2 separate regions of the Homo sapiens genome follow, and region 1 is linked to region 2. A link is an interaction called in ENCODE POLR2A ChIA-PET data of the cell type or tissue named here. Cell type or tissue: A673. All regions are shown on one strand. Links, peaks and the distances in the headings refer to the core of each region. The heading gives the core; the rest is flanking DNA. Region 1 overlaps RIN1 (Ras and Rab interactor 1). Region 2 overlaps BBS1 (Bardet-Biedl syndrome 1).

Region 1 (11,021 bases), core at 5,888-9,887, 200 kb before region 2:
AACCACAATGAGATACCATCTCACACCAGTTAGAATGGCGATCATTAAAAAGTCAAGAAACAACAGGTGCTGGAGAGGATGTGGAGAAGTAAGAACACTTTTACACTGTTGGTGGGACTGTAAACTAGTTCAACCATTGTGGAAGTCAGTGTGGTGATTCCTCAGGGATCTAGAACTAGAAATACCATTTGGCCCAGCCATCCCATTACTGGATATATACCCAAAGGATTATAAATCATGCTGCTATAAAGACACATGCACACGTATGTTTATTGCGGCACTATTCACAATAGCAAAGGCTTGGAACCAACCCAAATGTCCAACAATGATAGACTGTATTAAGAAAATGTGGCACATATACACCATGGAATACTACGCAGCCATAAAAAATGATGAGTTCATGTCCTTTGTAGGGACATAGATGAAGCTGGAAGCCATCATTCTCAGCAAACTATCGCAAGGACAAAAAAAACCAAACACCGCATGTTCTCACTCATAGGTGAGAATTGAACAATGAGAACACGTGGACACAGGAAGGGGAACATCACACACCGGTGACTGTTGTAGGGTGGGGGATGGGGGAGGGATAGCATTAGGAGATATACCTAATGCTAAATGACAAGTTAATGGGTGCAGCACACCAACATGGCAAATGTATACATATGTAACAAACCTGCACGTTGTGCATGTGTATCTTAAAACTTAAAGTATAATAATAATAAAAAAAATTTTTTAAAAAGAAAGAGAGAAAGAGAGAAGGAAGGAAGGAAAGGAGAAGAAAGAAGGGGAAGGAAGAAGGAAAGGAGAGGAAGGGAGGGGTGGGGATGGGAGGGAAAGGAAGGGAAAGGAAGAAGGGAGGGAGGGAGGAAGGAAGGAAGGAAGGAAAGGAAAGAGAGAGAGGAAGGAAGGAAGGAAGGAAGGAAGAAAGAAAAAGAAATTTACTTGTGGATTTGCTTATTGCTTATGGCCCAAATCTCCCCTAGCCAGTGTTTCTCAACCTTGGAGTTACTGGTATTCAGGCCTCGGTAATTACTTGTTGTAGGGACTGCGTGGTGCATTGCAAGGTGTTTAGCAGTGTTCCTGGCTCCTATGTAGATGCCAGTGGCATCCCTCCAGTTGGACCATCCAAAATGTCTCCAGACATTGCCAAATGTCATGTTCCCTGGAAGCAGCATCACCCCCAGGGGAGAACTTCTGCCCTTGGAGACTGTGAGCTCCATGAGAGCAGGGTTGTTATTTGGTTCCCTGCTCTATCCCCAAGCCTAGAAAGCTCCTGACTCATTCACGATGCCTCGTGAATGAGCTTCAAAGAAGTGATGAACCTGGCTCAGGGAGATGCAGTGGGGAGCTGGGATTCTTCCTGCAGCCAAAGCTCACTTGTCCCCAACACTCACTGGCCTTCCACATGAAGTCAGACCACCTCTGGCAATCGGCAGGCCTTTTTGCAGATGGGGAAACTGAGGTACAAGGAGTTTCAAAGAGTGTCGGTGGCAGGAATGGGACTAGAGCCAAGGTCTCCTTATTCTTATTCCAGTTCTCTTTTTGCTGTAGCACCCTCAGGCATCATTTGAGCAAAGTTCTGAGAGTTAGGCCTCAAGTCAAAAACCAAAGACAGGGCAGGGCACAGTGGCTCACGCCTGTAATCCCAGCACTTTGGGAGGCCAAGGTGGGCCGATCACATGAGGCCCGGAGTTCGAGACCAGCCTGGCCAATATGGTGGAACCTCGTCTCTATTAAAAATACAAAAATTAGCCCGGCGTGTTGGCGGGTACCTGTGGTCCCAGCTACTCGGGAGACTGAAGCACAAGAATCGCTTGAACCTGGAGGCGGAGGCTGCAGTGAGCCGAGATCACCCCCTGCAGTCCAGCCTGGGTAACAGAGACTCCATCTCGAAAAAACAAAAACAAGATGGGAGGAAGGCATACCAGGAAGAAGGCACAGCCTGGGCAAGACTACTGAGGTGGCAGAGCTCAAGATGGGTTTGGAGAATACAAAGGACTCCACCAGGCTGAAGTGAGGGACATTGTTAGGGACAGTAAGGAGTGGAGAAAAGGAGTAGGGGCCTGTCTTGAAAGGTGTTGAAGTTGTCCCTAAAAGTCCGGGGCTCCCTTCTGGAGGCCATGGGGAAGAGAGGCATGATGAGAGATCTCTGTGGCTTGTGTGTGGTGGGTGGAGGGGGCTTGGAGGCCAGGGACCAGTTAGGAGGCTGTTGCAATAGTCTGGGAAAGGGGAGGGAGCTGGCTGGAGAGCCCGGCGGCAGGGCGGGCCGGGCTGGGGGAGGCAGCCTCCAGAGGCTCCTTAGGGGCAGTCCTGAGCCTGGTCCAAGGGTGTGGTGAGCCCAGTCATGAGTCGGGCAATGGCCAGTACTAGGGCGTCTAAGGGGACGGATGGCTGCAGGCCGTCTGACAAGTGGGTGGATGGGATCAGAGGTCAGGAGTCCAGCCTCTGTGGGGGTGAGGGGTTGGGGGGCAAGCAGGCAAAGCAGGAGAAGAAAGGTCAAAGGCCAAATTCCAGATGTCTTGGCTGGGCCTACTTGCAAGTGGAAGGAGGCCTGAGCCAGCATGAGGGATGGAGAAGGCAGGAAGGGGCACCTCTGGCCTCTGTGAGGCTAAGCGTCTGGTGGATTGGGAATGAGACTTGGAGAGGTATCTGGTTGCTCAGTTCGGGAGGGTGCCCAGCACTCAGCAGCCTCCCCAAGGTTGTGTGAGGTAAGGTTGAGGCTGCCCAAGAACTGTTTTATCTAGTGAGGCTGGAGGATGTAGCGGGCATAGCATCAGGGATCTGGGTTTAAGGGGCTGGAGAGGGGTTGGTTGGGGTCTTGTTCTTCCTGCTAGTCTTTCAGCCTAGCAGAGAGAAGATGCTAATTGATACAATAAATGCTTGGAGGATGGGTGGGTGGATATATGGATGGATGGATGCATGGATGGATGGAGGCATGCATGAGTGGATGGACTGATGGACGGATGGATGAATGCATGCATGGATAATGAATGAGTGGGGTGGCTGGCTGGGTGGATACATGGATGTTGATCTGGGGTGGGTGTGTGGGTGGATGGATGCATGGATGGGTGAATGCATGGGTGTGTGGGTGGGTGGATACATGAGTAGATGGGTAGATGGATGAATGCATGTATGCACAGATGTATGAGTGGGTAGAAGGATGCTTGGGCAGAAGATGGATGGATGGGTGGATGGATGGATGGATAGATGTATGCATGCATAGGGCTGTATGTGGCTGGACAGATGCATGGGTGGGTGGCTGGACAGATGCATGGGTGGGTGGATGAGTGGGCAGAGGCATGCATAGATGATGCATGGGTGCGTGGTGGGTAGATGCATGAGTAGATGGGCAAATGGATGGATGCATGGGTGGGTGGGTGGATGGATGCATGCATGCATGTATGAAGGCATGGGTGGGTGGATGCATGGGTGGATAGATGGATGGATGCATGGGTGGGAGAGTGAATAGATGGATGGATGCATGGATGCATGGGTGGGTGGGAGGATGTTTACGTGGAGAATAGGTGGATGGGTGGTTGGGTGGACGGGAGGCTAAATGGAAGGATGTAGAAATGAGTAAGTGGATGGATGGATAGATGGGTAGGTGGGCAGGTGTGTGGATGAGAAGATTTTGAGATGCATGTTTGGATATAGGGCCACAGGCAGAAGTGGGAGGTCCTGAGTCATAACTAGCAGCCACCATGATGAATGACATGCTCAGAACAGAACTCCGCGGCTCTGCAGAAGTGCAGCCCAGGACAGGACAACTTAGACTACCACTGGCAGGGATCAGGTGTGATGCTTCTCGTGGTACCAAACAGCCTGTTTTCTGCTGGGTTCTGAGGCCAACATGTCTCCCTGGCTGAGGGTAGGGACGATGTACCTTCCAAGCTCAGGAGGCCAGGCTCAGCTCACATCAGGGGTCAGGAGGCTGGGGTTCCCTGCTCTGATCATGGCCCATATGAGGGGAGCTCATCTGAAGAACAGCATGAACACAGAGGCCCATGGCCTGAGAAGGAGCCTTGTCTTGCAGCTACTGGGACAGGCAAGAAGCAGATGGTGGTTTTGGATGCCATGTGTGGGCCTGTGGGGGTGAGGGTGAGGGCGGCCTGAAGAAGGGCTGGCCCAGAGAGGGCCCAGTGGAACAGCCAGGGTGGGGTATCGAGTGTGATTAGGGGACGCCCCCCAGGCAGGCGTCCTGGACGGCCTTGGCACGCCAGGCCGCTGAGCCAGCACATTGCTTTGTGTACAAATCACCTCCTTTTCTCCTTTTCTTCTGTTCCCATCCCCCACCTCCCTCCACGCCTAAATTCTTCCCAAACCACCCCAGCCTTCGGACTGTCAGGAGGAAGCTTTGATGTGTGGTGGGTGGGAGGCCACTGGTCTTGGGTGGGCGCTGGGGGGTCCCTGCCACCCAAGTCCAGGCATCTACCCCAGGCAGGAGTTGGGGAGGGAAGGGAGCGACTGCAGCCTCCTGCTCCTCCCCCCCAACCTGTGTGCTTCTGGATGGGAGATCCCTGCCGGAAGGGGAGGCAGTGGTGCTGGGGAGTGGGCCGGGTGGGAGGAATAGGCTTGGGGAAGGGGGACCCAGGAAAAGTGTGGTCCAGACCAGGCCTAGCCCCTGAGGGTAAAGGATCTTGCCGACCGAAGGGGGCTGAGGGTTGGGGGTGTATTTACCATGGTGAGAGGCCATGTTCGTGTTCCTGGATGCTTGCATGTGTGCATGTGTGTGTGCACGTGCATGTGTGTGTGCATGTGTGTGTGCGTGTGCATGTGTGTGCTTGCAAAGGCCTGGGACTGCTGTGAGTGTACAGCTGGGTGATGTGCGTGTGTCCCCGCGAGTCCACACCTGTGCCCACAGCTGTGAGGGAGCAGCATATGGCTGCCCCCAGATTGTCCAACCTGGGCCCAGCTGGGACCCCACTTCCCTCTCGTGGCAGAAGCCTGACCTGAACATCTGGCCCCATCTGCCCACAAGAAAGGGAGTCCCAGAGCACGTGTCAGAGCTAGAAGGGCCCAGGCCTCCTGCCCCAGTGTAGGAGCAGCCCTTCTCAGGGTCACAGGTTCCTCACCTGTGCAAGGGGTGCCTGTGGAGTGGACACTGTGGTCCCCGTGGTGTCTGCCAGAGGCCTACCACCCAGGGCAACCAACTCGTCCAGGTTTGCTGACCACTTTCTTGGTTTCAGCACTGAAAGTCCCATGTCCTGGGACACCCTCAACACCCCTGCCAATCCCAGGAAATCGAGATGGCTGGTCCCACTTGCCAGGGACACTTCTCTTTCCACCACATCCTTCCCCCTGCTACCCCTGTCCCTGCCTCCCCCCACCCCATCTCTGGAACCTTCTCTGAAGGTTCTTACTTTCCCCTTTGCTTCCTGTCTTGTGCCCTCTTCCTCCTGCCCCTTACTGTCCCCAGGGTCTCACTCCGTCTCTCTCTGGCTGCAGGGGTCTCTTTCTCTCTGCTCCCCTCTCTTCCCTCTCTGTCTCTGGAGTCTCTGTCTCTCTCCTCTCCTGCCCTCAGGATCGTCCCCTGCTTGGTTTCTGGGGTCTGTCTCTCCATTCTCTGCTCACTTTGGTCTCCCCCTCCACCACCGGTGTCTCCCTGTCTCTGTCTCAGGGTCTCTGGCTCGCCACCTTCCCTGGGTGGTCCAGACCTCCCTCTTGTCTGCTGGCACCACACTCCCACGGGGCTGGCTGGGGTGGAAGCCAGGTCTGGGGGCTGTGACCAGGCCGGGAAGGGGAACCCAAGCAGACATGGTATTTATGTTAGGACTTCAAAGTGGGGCAGAGGCCGCAGTGGGGGTGGAGGGGTGGAGGGCGGAGGGTGGAGGGAGGGAGGGAGGTGCTAGCAGAAGCCAGACTAAGGTCAGCACCGGCCCCTCCCAGCTGAGGGTCTCCTTGGTGACACACACCTCCCTGTGGGACCCTGAGACTCGGCGTAGGGACAGAATGGACTATTTTTGTGCAGAGTTCCAAGAAAGGCACTTCCTGCACCCCCGCCCTGCCCCCAGCCCCATCCTTTCTTCCTGTCACCCTGCAGCTGGGTCTGGGCGCTGCAGGCCCCACCTCCTCTGAGCATCAGCCTGGCCTGGGAGACAGGGGTTCTGAGGGTGGCAGAAGCACAGGGCTCGATCTCAGCAGGAAAACATCCCTGGCATGGGGACAGCCCGTGCGTTCCCGGCTCTCTGGCAGAGGCCTCGCCTGGCAGGGCTGTGCGGGGCTGTAACCCAGTTGGCCCCAACCCAGCCAGGCGGACCCAGCCCTTTGGGGCCTCTGAGCTGTCAGCCTGAGGGCCTGAGGGGCCAAAATGGGCCAAGAGGGTCACCACACCCCTGCCCCCACCCTTGGCCTAACCCCTGCTAAAGACACCCAGCTGCTAGGACCTGGAAGGCGTGGGGTCAGGGGCCCTGGCCCTGGGTGGGGTGGGTGGGAAGGGCCGATTGTCTCATCCTGCGGCTCAGCTGAGCCCCGAGCCCCTCCCAGGGGCTGCGTCCAGCAGGCACCCTTCAGGCTGGGCCACCCCCTCAGGAAGTCCTCTGCCCCCAGACTCAAGGCTCGCTCTGGACCCAGGACCCTCTGGTCCAAAGCCCATTCAGGCCCCAAATGCCCCAGCCCCTGGGCCAGTGTCTCCTCCAGGGTCCTCCCCAGGCTCTTCCTGTGAATCACTCAGGCTGGAATCTGATGAGCTCAGGCCTCCCCACCCAGCGTTGCCTGCCTCTGCCTCCTGCCTGGCTAGTGGGGTCACCACACCCCTCATGGGGGTCTTTTCCAGCAACCCACATCTCCCACCAGGGTCTAGCATGGGCTGGGGTGGGTGAGTGGTGGTGGGACAGGACAGGGCTGGAGTGAGGAGACTCGGGAGAGGGCTTGGACCGCTTCTGTGTGCTCCAAAGTATAAAAGTCTGTGTGTGTCTGTGTGTGTGTGTCTGTGTGTCTATGTGTGTGTGTGTCTGTCTTTGTGTGTCTGTGTGTCTGTGTGTGTGTCTCTGTGTGTCTATGTGTGTCTGTGTGTGTGTGTCTCTGTGTGTCTGTGTGTGTATGTCTCTGTGAGTTTCTGTGTGTGTCTTTGTGAGTGTGTCTCTGTGTGTGTTTGCACTTCAAATGCTTGGAGAGTGGGAAGGGGCAGCCGTGTGCTGTGTCTCGGGAGAGTGTGCGCCGTTGCGTCTGAGTGGGGGATGGAGTGTGCCGGTGGCAGTTCTGCACAGGTAGGTCTAGTGCATCATGGGATCCCAGTGTAGGTGGTCACCATGTGTCTCTGTGTCAGCCTGTCCCCATGTGTGTGTCCAGGAGTCACACTCTGAACCCAAGAACAAGGGTGCTGAAATATTTCAGTGTTTGCAGATCCAGGGATGTCTGAGTGGGTGGCTGGTCTGTGTCAGGGTGTGTCTGGGAGGAGGGGCGCCAGTGTGTCCCTGCACCCCATCCCGCAGGAGTGAATGGCTGACAGTGTCAGGGTGTGCCTGTTAACCCTGGGGGTGCCCCAGGGTTGTTGCACGTGCCCGTGGCTGGCAGGATGTGCACCCTGTGTGGGAATGTGGGTCAGACAGTGTCACTGTGTGTTAATTGTGGGTGTGAACATGGGTTGCAAGGCCATGGCAGGGTGCTAGATGCTCTGTGTTGAAGGTGTGGCAGGGTAGGGTGGGTCTCAATGACTGCCTTCTGCTGCAACCCTTTCAGGCCACCAGTAGGCCCCTGGTTCCTAGAGCACACTGGCCCACAGAACCAGGGATATGCAGCCCTTCCCTCACCCCCCATTCGCAGGGTCCCAGGGACCCACCACTGGGTGCTTTCCTCCTAGCAGCAGGCTGGGAGCACTGAGTCCCCTGGGTCCTCCGCCTCAGCAGAGGGGACCCTGCACGTGGCCAGGAATGAGGTGCGCTCTGCCCCCTGGTGGCAGCAATGAAGGATGCGCCACCCTGCAACCCAGGAAAGCGGAGGGACAGTTTAGGCTGCGTCTTTCCGAATCAGTCATTCCACATAGATTCACAAGTGCCAGTTCCGGCCCGGCCATTGTTCAAGGCCCTTGAGATTTAACTGCGAACAAGGTGGGGGTGGCTCTGGCATTCTAGTGAGGGAAACAGACAATAAACTTGCATACAGAACCACCGTGACTTTAGGAGTGATAAGGTCAATGCTTCCAAGTAAGGAAATGACCCGACTGCTCTTTCATAGATCCAAACGTCAGAGTTCCAGTCTTGCCCTGCAGCAGCGGACGCTGGGCCAGGCATGTCACCTCTTGGAGCCTTGGCTTCTTTTTCCATAAGGACAAAGGCTGGGGAAGGGGTGGCATGGAATCCCTAGGACACAGTGAGCTTTCAGTTACCACCCAGATCACGCCATGCAAATGGAGAGATGTGACCTATTTCCCTTTGGCTGGAGCTGGGGGCGCTTGGTGCTTGGTCTATAACAGACACTTCTGTTGTTGTTGTTGTTGTTTGATTTTTTTTTTTGGAGTCTTGCTCTGTCGCCCAGGCTGGAATGCAGTGGTGTGATCTCAGCTCACTGCAACCTCCACCTCCCAGGTTCAAGCAATTCTCCAGTCTCAGCCTCCCAAGTAGCTGGAACTACAGGCGTGAGCCACCTTGCCCAGCTAACTTCTATATTTTTAGTAGAGATGGGGTTTCACCATGTTGGCTAGGCTGGTCTTGAACTCCTGACCTCAGGTGATCTGCCTACCTCGGCCTCCCAGAGTGCTAGGATTACAGGCCTGAGCCACCTTGCCCGGCCTATAACAGATGTTTGATAGATGTGCTGAGTGGACATATAAATCAGCCCCTCTGCTTTGAAGGACTACAGAACCTGGTGTCTGAGCCCTTTGTCCTGTAACAAGGCACTTTCCCTGAGCAAGTCTGAGTTTTCTCATCTGTAAAATGGGGCTAGTGAGACTGGTCTTACACTGGCCTATCATTGTCTGCCTTGCCTGGAGGCTCTGCCCCAGGATCATAATCTTGTTGATGCTGATTTGGCCTGGACCCCTGACCAATCAGTTTCTTTTTTGTTTTCTTTTCATTTCTTTTTTTTTTTTGAGATGGAGTCTTGCTCTGTTGCCCAGGGTGGAGTGCAGTGGTGTGATCTCGGGTCACTGCAACCTCTGCCTCCCGGGTTCAAGTGATTCTCTTGCCTCAGCCTCCCCAGTAGCTGGGACTACAGGTGTGTGCCACGACGCCTGGCTAATTTTTGTATTTTTAGTAGAGACGGGGTTTCACCATGCTGGCCAGGCTGGTCTTGAACTCCTGACCTCAGGTGATCCACCGGCCTCGGCCTCCCAAAGTGTTGGGATTACAGGCGTGAGCCACCAGGCCCAGCCCAGAGTTTCTTGAGAAGAAAAACCACAAGACCCAGGCAGCAGCTCCCTGTGGTGCCCCATCACTGGGGAGGGCAGGGAGGGGGTCAGGTCATGCTGAGCCTGGCAAGGGTGGGAAGGGCTTGTAGAGGCCCCAGAGCCTCATTCCCATGAGGCCAGTTGTACATCCGGCCCCTGGGATCCTCCGAGCACCCTCTACAAACATTCCAGGTCCTTCCTCTGGGACTGAGCTTGACACATCCCGTGTTTGATTCCCAGAACCGAGTCCTCCCTTATACTCCCCAGGTTTCTGCCTCACTGTCCCTCACTCCTGGTTATCAAACTCCAATCAGTGAACAACATTTATTGAACACCTATGGCATTTGTGCTCAGCATTGGACTGTGTGAGGCACTAGGGGTGAGTGGTGAAACAGGGAGGGGAATAGAAGAGCCAACGGGACACTTCCTATCAGCGAGAACCTTGGGAGGGCGTGGAAGTGGGGAGGGAAGAGCTGCTGGTGGCCTAGTGACAAAAAAAATGGGAGCCGTGCAACTGGGCTGTATCTGGACTGCTCATCTGAAAGTCAATGTCTGGCTGGGTGTGGTAGCTCACGCCTGTAATCCCAGTACTTTGGGAGGCCAAGGCGGGCGGATCACCTGAGGTCGGGAGTTTGAGACCAGCCTGGCCAACATGGGGAAACCCCGTCTCTACTAGTAACACAAAAATTAGCCAGGTGTGGTGGTGCACACCTGTAGTCCCAGCTACTCGGGAGGCTGAGGCAGGAGAATCACTTGAACTGGGAGGCGAAGGTTGCTGTGAGCCGAGATGGCACCACTGCACTTTAGCCAGAGCGACAGAGCAAAACTCCATCTCAAACAAACAAACAAACAAAAAAACCCAAAAAGCCAATGTCCACGATTTCTACCTCCCAGTTGTCATGTCTGACATTTGGGCTGACGTCCCCTCTGTGCTCAGTGCCCGAGGAGAGAGCCTCTGGGGTCATCCTCCATAAGGGGACAATTCCTTCCTTCCTGGGGATGGCCCCCAAGAGGCTGGCCTTACCCAGACCCCAGAATCTAAGGGACCTGGGGGCCAGTGGCCTTGGCCCCTGCGCTGTCCCCAGGTTGCCTGATGCTGCTGGACTGCAAGGCCCGGGACCCCCTCTGCTGCTGCAGCCTTGGAGGCGCCCTCACCCCTGGGTGGTCACCCTCTCGGCAGATTCCCGGGCCGTGCACACCCCCTCGTGGTTGGTGGTCGGCACTTTTCCTTGTTTGGATTTGCTGCCTGCTCTGGGCTTCCTTGGGGGCTGCCCCGGCCTTTGTGGGTGGCTTAGAATGGAGGGTGGAGTTGGAACCTGATGCCCTGGTTTGGGCGGGGGAACCCTTAAGGACTTGCTATATGACATCCTGGGAGTCACTTTCCTGACCCTCAGTGGGCCCAACAAGTCATGGCCAAGTAAAGCTTTTGTGAGGGCCAAGAGTTTAGTGCAGAGAGCATGGTTTCTGAGCCCCCTCTCCATTCTGGAAGCTTATCTGCCAGCTGGTGGATCTCCCCAGAGATGCTGGAGGGCCTGGGAGGACTCCAAATCTTGGGGAGAGACTGTAACTTGGGTACTTTCTCCCCAGGGCCTGATTTCCAGGGGAATAACCTCCCTGAACTGGGCATCAGCAGGTGGGAGCCCTGTCTGGCAGAGAGCGGACTCCGGGAGAGAGTTAGCAGCCCAGCTCTCTCCCTCCC
Region 2 (4,000 bases), core at 1-4,000:
GAGGCAGGAGAATGGCGTGAACCTGGGAGGTGGAGCTTGCAGTGAGCCGAGATCGCACCACTGCACTCCAGCCTGGGTGACAGAGCGAGACTCCATCTCAAAAAAAAAAAAAAAGCCGGGTGTGATGGCACACCTGTAATCCCAGCTACTTGGGAGGCTGAGGCAGAAGAATCACTTGAACCTGGGAGGCAAAGGTTGCAGTGAACTGAGATCGCGCCACTGCACTCCAGCCTGGGCCACAGAGCAAGACTCTGTCTCAAAACAAAAAAACAAAACAACAAAAATAAATAAATAATTACAAATACAAATAGAAAAATTAGCCAAGCATGGTGGTGCATGCCTATAATCGCATCTACTGGGAAGGCCGAGGCAGAATCACTTGAACCCAGGAGGCAGAGGTTGCAGTGAGCTGGAGATCACACCACTGCACTCCAGCCTGGGCAATGAAGTGAGACTCCATCTCAAAAAAAAAGTATGTCACAAGTGAAACTGTGTATGTGTGTGTAAATTGTCCTGTGTCACAGTATAAAATTTGCAAACAACTGGCTTGGGCCATAGGTGCTGGGAGGGCCGGTGGTATGCTCGTTGAAAGAAGGGTAAAGAGGAGAGAACTGACAGAAAAGGCGGGTTGGAGTCAAATGTGGAAGGCCTTCAGTGTCCTAAGAAAGAGAACAAAAGCCATTGGAGGTTTTCTATCAGAGACCAGACATATTTGTGTTTTTGAAAGGTAGCAAAGGCAGCATTGTGAAGGGCAGACTGGGGAGAAAGACCCGAAAGACGAGTCTGGGAGATCTATTAGGAGGTTGACCCCAAAAGTGAGGGCCAGTGATATTTGGTCTGGAACTGAGGTAGTGAGATTGGAGGGGAGATGAGAAATATAGGAAATATTTCAGAGGCAGCGATTCCCCAGGCCTGTCTCTATCACTTCTCACCTATTATATCTGGGGCCTCCCCTACCCATCCCCTGTCTTGCTTTCCTCTCCAAGATATTTCCCCAACTAAACTCTGACGTCTCCACATAGGATGCAGTGACCAGCCTTTGCTTTGGCCGGTACGGGCGGGAGGACAACACCCTCATCATGACCACTCGAGGTGAGTGGAGTCAGACCTGGCAAGGGCTTTGAAGTCGGGAGTGAAGGGACAGGCCTGCTTCTGGGGAAAGAGGAGGAGGTGGAAATGAAGCATGGGTGGACCTGGGTGTGGAAAGTAAGGCCTACAGAAGTGTCCTTCTGGAGCTAGGCCTCCACTGGGACAGCCCAAGGGCTGGGTCCTGGGCTGGATTCGATCTTTCTAGTTCACCCAGCATCCCCAGTGCCTGCCACGATGCCAGGAACATCACAGTACTCCACAAATAACTGCTAAGTGGATTAATGAATTAATGATGAGAGACTATTAAGATGCACTTTGTTACTTCCAGAAACAGTCTCGTCTGGAAGACGGATGTGTACAGAAGCAACTCTATAGGAGGCAGATTGTTTGGGGAAGAAAGAATGGGAATGTGGGTAGAACTGGGGAGGACAAATCCATTTCCACTGTCCACTTCCCTAGGTGGTGGCCTGATCATCAAGATCCTGAAGCGTACAGCAGTGTTTGTAGAGGGAGGAAGTGAGGTGGGTCCCCCACCAGCCCAGGCCATGAAACTCAATGTGCCCCGAAAGACCCGGCTTTACGTGGATCAGACACTGCGAGAGCGGGAGGCTGGCACCGGTGAGCCTCAGACTGGGTCCTTTCCCTTCTTCCTCCTCCACTGCTCCTACACAGCAAAGCTGGGGGAATGCTGCCCAGCCTCCCTGTGCACTGGGAGGAGATCTCGGCCAACTAGGTAGGTCACTCACCTCTGCAAATCCAGGGACAGCCTAGGAGGTACACGTTGCCTGCAAATCACTGTTCCTCAGGCTGGAAGGTGCTGTGGGTGACAGCAAGAGCCCTTAGAATTCAGGGAAGGGAGCAGTCACTTCCAAACGCAGGAATTCTCATGAGGAAAGTAGAATTTTGACTGGGCATGGTGGCTCACGCCTGTAATCCCAACACTTTGGCAGAGGTGGGAGGACAGCATGAGCCCAGGAGTTCAAGACCTACCTGGGTAACATAATGATACTTCTTTCTCAAAAAAAAAAAAAGAGAGAGAGAGAAAGAGAAAAGTAGAATTTGACCAGTGTCATCTTGTCCAGTTTTTCCTGCCCGTTTATTTGTTCATTCATTCATCGTTCGTTCATTCATTCATTCAGTACCTATGATTACACCAGGCCTTGTGCCAGGTGCCTTTAATTAGAATAGTCCCTACCTTGGGCCAGGTGCAGTGGCTCACGCCTGTAATCCCACCACTTTGGGAGGCGGAGATGGGCAGATCATGAGGTCAGGAGTTCAAGACCAGCCTGGCCAATATGGTGAAACCCTGTCTCTACTAAAAATACAAACATTAGCCAGGCGTGTTGGCATGCACCTGTAGTCCCAGCTACTTGGGAGGCTGAGGCAGAAGAATCGCTTAAACCCAGGAGGCGGAGGTTGCAGTGAGCCAAGATCATGCCACTGCACTCCAGCCTTGGTGACAGAGCGAGACTCCGTCTCAAAAAAAAAAAAAAAAAAAAAAAGAATAAATAATAGTCCCTACCTTAGGAACTCAGTCTACCTGGGGCCAACTTCATGATCATGTGTAGAAGGGGTTTCTGCAAAGAGCTTTTGGAGCACACAGAGGGAGTAAGGACTTCTGCCTGGGAAGCTTGGGAAAGGCTTCAGAGCGAGGTGACTTTGGGCTTCACCCTAAAAGATGATAGCCAGACCCCCAGACAGGGCAGGGCAGGGTAATATAGGCAGAGGCACAGGGTGTTGACCTGGATTCAAGAAAGCAGGCCCGGTTCGGTGGCTCATGCCTATAATCCCAGCTCTTTGGGAGGCCGAGGCAGGCAGATCACCTGAGGTCAGGAGTTCGTGACCAGCCTGGCCAACATGGTGAAACCCCCTTGCTACTAAAAATACAAAATTAGCTGGGCATGGTGGCACACGCCTGTAATCTCCTTAGGCAGGAGAATCACTTGAACCTAGGAGGCAAAGGTTGCAGTGAACCAAGATCACGCCACTGCACTCCAGCCTGGGTGACAAGAGCCAGACTCCGTCTCAAAGAAAAAGAAAATGTACAAAGTCTAATAAAGTTGTAAAACTATCTTCAAGAACAGAAAAGACCACCTTCAAGAATGCTTAAGTGGAGAGAGTTACCAAGTTGCAGGATGGGAAGACCTAATGCTGTAAAGCTTGAAGTTGCAGTTAAAATCCCAGTGGGGTTTGTTTTAAGGACCTGGCCAGTTGATTCAAAGAGTAAACCTAAGAAGATTGGGGAAAATAAGAATGAGGGGACTTACCCTATCAGGTAGCAAAATGAACTCAAGCTGTGGGAATCAGAAGCTGTGGTGTGGATGCAGAAATAGAATGGAGATCAGGGCAGGATTAGGAAGTCCAGAAACTGACCCTGAACATGTGGAAAGTCAGAGTGTGTGAAAGGTGTCATTTTGAATTGGCAGGGAGATGTGAGACTGTCCAAAAACACACAATCAGGACAACTTGCTTCTAGAAAAGAAAATTAGACCTTTTCGGCCAGGTGCGGTGGCTCACACCTGTAATCCCAGCACTTTGGGAGGCCGAGGTGGGCAGATCACCTGAGGTCAGGAGTTCGAGACCAGCCTGACCAACATGGTGAAACCCCGTCTCTACTAAATACAAAAAATTAGCCAGGCTTGGCGGCGCGTGCCTGTAATTCCAGCTACTCGGGAGGCTGAGGCAGGAGAATCGATTGAACCCGGGAGGCAGAGGTTGCAGTGAGCTGAGATCACGCCATTGCACTCCAGCCTGGGTAACAAGAGTGAAACTCTGTCTCAAAAAAAAAAAAAAAAAAAAAGGAAGAAAATCAGACCTTTTCTTCATACCAGCCACAAAAATTAATTCTGGATAGATTAAAAATAAATTGTAAAAGTACTAGAGAAAAAGCACATAAAATGTGAAACTCTTG

Evidence for each region. ChIA-PET counts read pairs that join two places held together with the same protein. Peaks named below come from ENCODE experiments on the same cell type or tissue, not always from the same donor. Only the 100,000 strongest peaks of a DNase experiment are listed, where the experiment ranks them.
Region 1: POLR2A ChIA-PET joins it to region 2 with 9 read pairs; 2 of 35 experiments call an interaction of 5 or more read pairs at or near these places.

What each region holds. Positions count from the first base shown.
Region 1 is chr11:66,320,609-66,331,629 of GRCh38, forward strand. RIN1 (Ras and Rab interactor 1) reads right to left here. Exons shown (of 10, transcript NM_004292.3): 10 at 9,633-11,021. Among named protein-coding and RNA genes, the nearest start is that of CD248, 9.1 kb to the left of the region's middle. RefSeq lists an enhancer at 5,689-6,438. In A673, for the core only: a CTCF peak has its summit at 7,908 (motif pointing left); a DNase peak (open chromatin) is centred at 7,903; H3K27ac peaks cover 2,339 bases.
Region 2 is chr11:66,525,101-66,529,100 of GRCh38, forward strand. It overlaps BBS1 (Bardet-Biedl syndrome 1), which reads left to right. Exons shown (of 17, transcript NM_024649.5): 12 at 1,023-1,092; 13 at 1,549-1,707. It also overlaps a transcript of ZDHHC24 not described here. Among named protein-coding and RNA genes, the nearest start is that of BBS1, 16 kb to the left of the region's middle. In A673, for the core only: no CTCF peak of the experiment used is centred there; no DNase peak of the experiment used is centred there.